2 separate regions of the Homo sapiens genome follow, and region 2 is linked to region 1. The links are chromatin contacts, found by Hi-C or POLR2A ChIA-PET in ENCODE. All regions are on one chromosome and are shown on one strand. The core of a region is the stretch at or near the end of the contact, and the rest is flanking DNA. Distances in the headings are between cores, read along the strand shown.

What was found. Hi-C counts contacts between places; a loop is a spot of excess contacts on that map. ChIA-PET counts read pairs that join two places held with the same protein, here RNA polymerase II (POLR2A). Pooled maps may share reads with other maps.
Region 2: a map of mammary epithelial cell shows a loop between it and region 1 (2.0-fold over the local background). The contact joins two enhancer-like sites. A Hi-C loop is called at or near these places in 1 of 168 maps with a recorded cell type or tissue (mammary epithelial cell) and 6 of 50 pooled maps. POLR2A ChIA-PET finds 5 or more read pairs at or near these places in 10 of 52 experiments (A673, BJ, MCF 10A and 5 more).

The regions. Positions count from the first base shown.
Region 1 is chr4:110,083,502-110,086,842 of GRCh38, forward strand. The region is part of intron 2 of ELOVL6 (ELOVL fatty acid elongase 6); the gene reads right to left. Among named protein-coding and RNA genes, the nearest start is that of ELOVL6, 110 kb to the right of the region's middle. Within about 2 kb of position 1,835, at least 4 of the 41 ENCODE cell types and tissues checked have a DNase peak (open chromatin) inside an H3K27ac peak, as active enhancers do.
Region 2 is chr4:110,131,544-110,134,884 of GRCh38, forward strand. All of the region lies in intron 1 of ELOVL6 (ELOVL fatty acid elongase 6), which reads right to left. Among named protein-coding and RNA genes, the nearest start is that of ELOVL6, 65 kb to the right of the region's middle. Within about 2 kb of position 1,793, at least 3 of the 41 ENCODE cell types and tissues checked have a DNase peak (open chromatin) inside an H3K27ac peak, as active enhancers do.

The DNA of each region.
Region 1 (3,341 bases), core at 585-3,084:
ATGGACTACAGCTTATAGGGCCTTTGAGGATCCTGACACAGAGATAGTAATAATTATACAATTCATTTTATTCTAACTGCACTGTACAAGCATTGGTAGGTTTTAAGCAGGTAATGACATGATTTGTATTTTTAATAATACAGGCTGCTGTGTGGTGAAAGGACTGTAGTAATTACTACATTAATATAAATGTTAAAATATTCATATTATTATAAAAGTAGTCAGGCACTTAAAAATATATTGTGTCCCGCATTTCCAAAGATGATGATGGTGGTGGTTAGTATGTGGTAACAATGGGCATAAGAGAAGCAGACAAACATAGGATCTATTTTGGCAGTATAGCTGCTTAGACTCCCTGAGATGCTGTGATGGATGCTGTGATATATATAGATAATATATATATACACATAGAGAGAGAGATAATATATATAGAGATATATATAACATGTTATATATGATATATATGATATAACATATGCCATATACGATATATAACATATGCCATATATGGTATATAACATATGCCATATATGGTATATAACACATGCTATATATGATATATAACATATATATGCTATATATGATATATAACATATATATGATATATATGATATATATAACATATATGTGATAATGATATATATGATATATATAACATATATGTGATATATATGATATATATAACATATAACTTATATGATATATATAACATATAACTTATATGATATATATAACATATATGATATATATAACATATAGCTTATATGTGATATATAACATATATAACTTATATATGATATATAACATATAACATATATAAATTTGATATATATCACATATATGATATATGATATATACCGCATATATGATATATGATATATATCGCATATATGATATATGATATATGACATACATGATATATCACATATATCATATATGATATATCGCATATATCATATATGATATATAACAATATACACTATAATGTATACACATATATATCATATATGTGTATACATTATATACACTTACACACACACACACACACACACACACACACAGATATATATATATATATATATATATATTTTTTTTTTTTTTTTTTTTTTTTGAGATGGAGTCTTGCTCTGTCGCCCAGACTGGAGTACAGTGGCGTGATCTCGGCTCACTGCAACCTCCACCTCCCGAGTTCAAGCAATTTTCCTGCCTCAGCCTCCTGAGTAGCTGGGGCTACAGGTGCGTGCCACCACACCTGGCTAATTTTTGTGTGTTTAGTAGAGATGGGGTTTCACCATGTTGGTCACGCTGGTCTCGAACTCTTGACCTCATGTTCTGCCCATCTTGGCTTCCCAAAGTGCTGGGATTACAGGTGTGAGCCACCGTGCCCGGCGTATGCTGTGATATATTAATAGCAAGGAAGAAAAGAAGACTAAGGCTATTGGCCTGAGCAACAGGGTGGATAATGACACTAGACAATGAGAAGGAAAGAAATTGATTTAATTATTCACTTATTTGTGTATTGATTAAGTTGTGGTAGAGTGTTGGCAGGGCTGGCTAAGAACATTTTTATAAAACTCCTTTCAGACCATGTTGAGTTTAAGATGGGACATCAAAGAAAGAAAATGCAAACTGATATGAAAGCAAGAGGTTAGGCAATGTATGTGCATGCGTTGGAGGGATGTGGGGAGGGGAAATCATAACCACTGGAATATTCTTCTCCTAGGAAGTCACAGGAGAGGGATGAGAGGCTGCTTCTGGGCTGCTTTGCCTCTCATGGCTCTGCATGGATGGCATGAGGCCAAACAGGAAGCCAACTGAGATAACAACTTCCTCAAGTGAGAGGTTACCAGAACACTGCTATCTCAGGTGCAAGCATCCAGTTAATAGTCCACAGTGCTGGAAAAAATAGCTGGTGAAAGGTCAGAGGCACAATTAAGAAATGCATGAGTAAAGAGTAAGTGTGCCATAGTTGACCAGAATCACAGTGTGATACCTGTCTGGAGAAACACAGCATGTATTGAACTTCTCATCTACTGAACACGTCCCAAAAGCCTTTAGTTGTTCAATGGGGACAGTTACTGTAAGAGTCCCTGGACTCTGGTGAGGGGGCATTGGGTGGTATCTAAAGGGGCATATAAGCCTCCTAATACTATATTGAAACTTTAATTACAGTAAAACATGGAGATTGTTAAAAATGCAGATTTCCAAACTTCACCACCAGAGGCTCTACTTTTTTTGGAAACAGGACCTCACTTTGTCTGGAGTGCAGTGGTGTGATCTTGGCTCACTGCAGCCTCAACCTTCCAGTTTCAAGTGAATTCTCCCACCTCAGCCTCCTGAGTAGCTGGGACTACAGGCATGCTCCACCATGCCCAGCTAAATATTTTGTACTTTTTGTAGAGATGGGGTTTCGCCATGTTGCGATCCACCCACCTTGGCCTCCCAAAGTAATCCCAAGAGTGCTGAGATTACTGGCTCTAATTTTATAGCTTTGGGGAAGAAACCAGAAATGGAGATTTTTAACAAACATTCCAGATGTCTTGATGCAAATGACCCACAGGTCACAGTTTGAGAAACTCTACAGCAAAGTGTTTCCCTCCCTCAGATGCTCATAAAATCATATTCCTATCTAATCGAAGCCACTAATGAAGTCTTTCTGGATTTAGTCCTCTTTAACTTTTTGACCTGTCTCAGTTATGTAAGCAGCATGGCATTTTAAGTCAGACCAATTAATCCTGATTCTGGAACCAGGTATGTGCCCATAGGTAAATTTCTTAATCACCCAAGCATCACTTCTTTCATCCCAAAATAGGGATGTGGTTGCATTTTATGTGCATCTGAATCATGACATTTGGAAATACCACTATATACAATATTAAGGAGGATGTACTTTATATGTTAAATTTGAAGGCATGTGAATCTCTTACATCTAAATTATACTCAGAAATCACAGTTTCAAAGCTAGTGTTCCAACTTGTTTCGTACATTTATAATATTGCCACATGAGAGTAGTGTGTTAGTAGGAAATAGAAATATTTTTGGTCATTAGCTTCTAAACCACTCTCCCTCAGAAGTTCCTAAGTGTGATTTTGATGACTCCTGTGCTGTTATTTTAATGACCACTATTGGTTAATTATGACCATGCTTCCCAGGGGTTCATTAAGTGGTAGTGTTAGTGGTAAAAATGAAAAAATTGTTAGAGCCAAGAACTTTTGAGAGAAGAAACAAAAGTTAGACACGACAAAAAGTTAGTATGTATCCATTCATTGTGTTTAAAATTGTTTTAAAACACAACATTAGATATAGATTTATAGGTTCTGAAAATACCTCCCTATGCGACA
Region 2 (3,341 bases), core at 543-3,042, 48 kb after region 1:
ATAATATTCATAAACATCACCTAGTTTAAAAAATCAAAAATTTCTCTTGCAAAGTGGAGAAACTAAAACAAGAAAAAAATTTTAAAAACTAAAGAAAAAAAACAAAAACTCCAATCCTCTAGGTCCTGTGGGGGTGAGGAGGGCCCAAGTATGAATATTAACAACAACCAAATGATTCTGTCATTGCCAGGAGGACCTGGGGACCTCACTTTAAGAAACACTGGTCTAGACAGTTCTAGATGCTGGTGACACAAACCTCAAATTGCTCATCATCTAGTGAGATAGACAAGTAAACAAAAATCTATAATGCACTCTAAATATTCAGAATGGTATGAAGAGGATAGGGGAAAAAAATAAAGAGAAGGACAGAAATTCTCTTGCTGAAATGGCCAGTTTTTAAGGCATGCCAGAATGGCCAGAAAAGAATGGGGGAAGAGGTGCTTCTGCAGGAGGAAAGCTGGACACAACCACTCAGTGGGGTGGGGTGCAGGTTGAAGGACCTGGACTCCTGGGCTACAGGAGTCAGAAATGAGGGTGGAGAATTAAGATAAGCTTGTATCTTGAATGACTTTTATGCTCGAATGGGGCTAGTTTGAACTTTATCCTGAAAATACAGGAAGCCATGAAGGGTTTTAAGTAAGGGAGGAGGAGCGTGCTGAGATTAAATTTGTAGAAAGCCCGCTTGGCAGTGGCAATGTGAAGGGCAGATGGGAGGGGTATGAGTAACCTGATAGAGACAGTGGCCAGGTAACTGCAGTTTTCCTCAAGAGAAGATGCTTAAGGTGGTAGAAGCAGAGAGATGGATGGCTCTGAAAGATGGTAACCCAAAATACAGTAATTATTCCATATATTTATTGAAATAAATTCAACAGAAGAGATAGAACAGAGAGGTCTTGGCAGCTGATTTAATATGGGGAGAGAGGCAAAAGAGAGGGTAAGGGATGATTTGTGGGTGGTCAGTGTTAGTTTGATGGGGAGTCAAGAAGAAGTGGCCTTTTAGAGGCTAGGTGCGTTGGCTCATGCCTGTAAACCCAGCACTTTGGGAGGCCGAGGTAGACAGATCACTTGAGGTCAGGAGTTCAAGACCAGCCTGGCCAACATGGTGAAACCCCCAAAAATACAAAAATTCAAAAAATACAAAAAAAAATTAGCTGAGTGTGGTCGTGTGTGGCTGTAATCCCAGCTACTTGGGAGGCTGAGGCAGGAAGATCACTTGAACCCAGGATGTGGAGGTTGCAGTGAGCTGAGATCAAACCACTGCACTCCAGCCTAGGCAGTACAGCAAGACTGTCTTTAAAAAAAAAAAGAAGTGGCATTTTAGTGTTTACTAGTAGAGATAGTTAATAGCAATATAGGACTTACTCCCAGAGATGGAAAGAAATCTACAGGGTGTGGGACATAGAAATATCAGGGCTAAAGATATCTATTTGGAAGTCATCCATGTCTGGGTGGTGGTGGTTGAAGTCATGGACACGAATGAGATCATCCAAGGGGAATATCGAAGGTCAATACAGAACCTAATGGGAAGGGCGGGGAGCATCATCACTTACAGAGAAGGTGGAAGAGAAGCAAAGAAGATTAAGAAGACACATTCAAGAGGAAAGAAGAAAATTAAGGAGTGTCATGGGTCAGGGGTAGAGAAAAGAGAGGAAGTTAAGTGTCACAGAGCAAATCAAGTCAGATAAGGACTGATAAGAAGAGTGTTCTATTGTAACCCACAGACACAATCAGGGCCTAATGAGTCTGTGAATGGATCATTCATTTCTCCAACAAATATTTACTGAAGTTCCTGCATGCCAGGTGTTAGGCAAATAAACCTCAAACCTCAAGGACAGCCTCATCCTACTGTGAAAGCATAGCGAAAGCATGTTGCATTTCCTTACAAATGTTACACTGTGTATTAATAAAAGCTGTGAACTATGGCTTACTTAACACTGACACTGCACTTGGGCAAATGGGAAGAGGTAAGGTGACAGGCTTTGGGAAGATGAGGCTTGCGGAGGCGGGGTTGTCACAGGTGTCAAGGGAGCCTGAGAGGACAGGGAAAAAGGGAAGAAAAGGCATGCACCTTCTCATCTTGCTTAACCCTTCATTTAAGTCCCAAGTCTGTTTGGAGAGCAAAGTCCTAGGCTAAAAGGAAGTCATTATTTCCCAATATAATCTCTCTGGGTGTCCAAAGAAGAAAATTAAGATATGAAAGAAAAAGTTAAATTCACCAAATTAAACTAGAGTATTTCTAAGACCTGACTAACATTTATAGAAACAACTCACCTCATAGTTACTTAGGCAGGCACTGATTAAATGTCTATTACTTAAAGCTTCTCTAAAAATGTAACATCTAAACATCCAAAATGACAATTACCAGAAGCCTGTTTACATACGTTTAGAAAAGTAGAATAATAATATCCATAACGCTTTAACGCAGTAGATCCTGTGATTATTTCATGTATCCATTCATTCGTTCAACAAATACTTATAAGGCTTACCGGCATTAAAAAGGTGAACTTGTGCTCATGAAGCCTACATTCTAGCAGGAGACAGAAATTAACAAATAACTCTGAGGATACATTACAATGTTATAGTGTTGTGTACAAAAATAAAACAAAGCAAATGGCCCAGGAATGACAAGGCTTCATTAGGTGTGGTGCTCAGGGAAGACCTCTATTAGTGGAGTAGAAATATATGAACATAAATGCTTGAAGTGACGAGAGAACATATTTGACTGCATAATTGATGTCTGTTTCTGATCCCCAGGATATGGTCCTTCCTTCGATACTCCATCACTGAGCCCTACAAGTTGCCAGGCACCAATTTAAGCATGGTTTGGGAGGGATAGAAGTATTAAAACACTTCTTACCCTCAGGAGTCACTATGACACATGGAAGAATGTGATCAGTCATGAGAAAATGATTTTTAAAAATTATGCTAAGTCAGCTGATAGTGGGATCATTTCAGGCTGTAAGAACACAAGGCCTCTGGGGGGACATGTATTGTGGCAGGATAGAGAAAAGTGGAGATCGGGAAATAAAACATTACAGAATGAAGGAACAACATGAAATAAAGGTTAGAGAATGTTTGTGCAGAGAATGAAGACATTTGGCAGATGTGTTTACAGTGTTTAAAAGGGATGATGTGAACTGGGTGTGGTAGCTCATGTCTGTAATCCCAGCACTTTGGGAGTTGAGGTAGGAGGATCACTTGAGGCCAGGAATTCGAGACCAGCCTGGACAACATTGCAAGACCTCATCTCTACAAAAAATTTTAAAATTAGCTGGGCTGGTTATGCAGGCTTGTAGTCTCAGCTACTCAGGAGGCTGGGGTGGGAAGATTGAGCCCAGGAG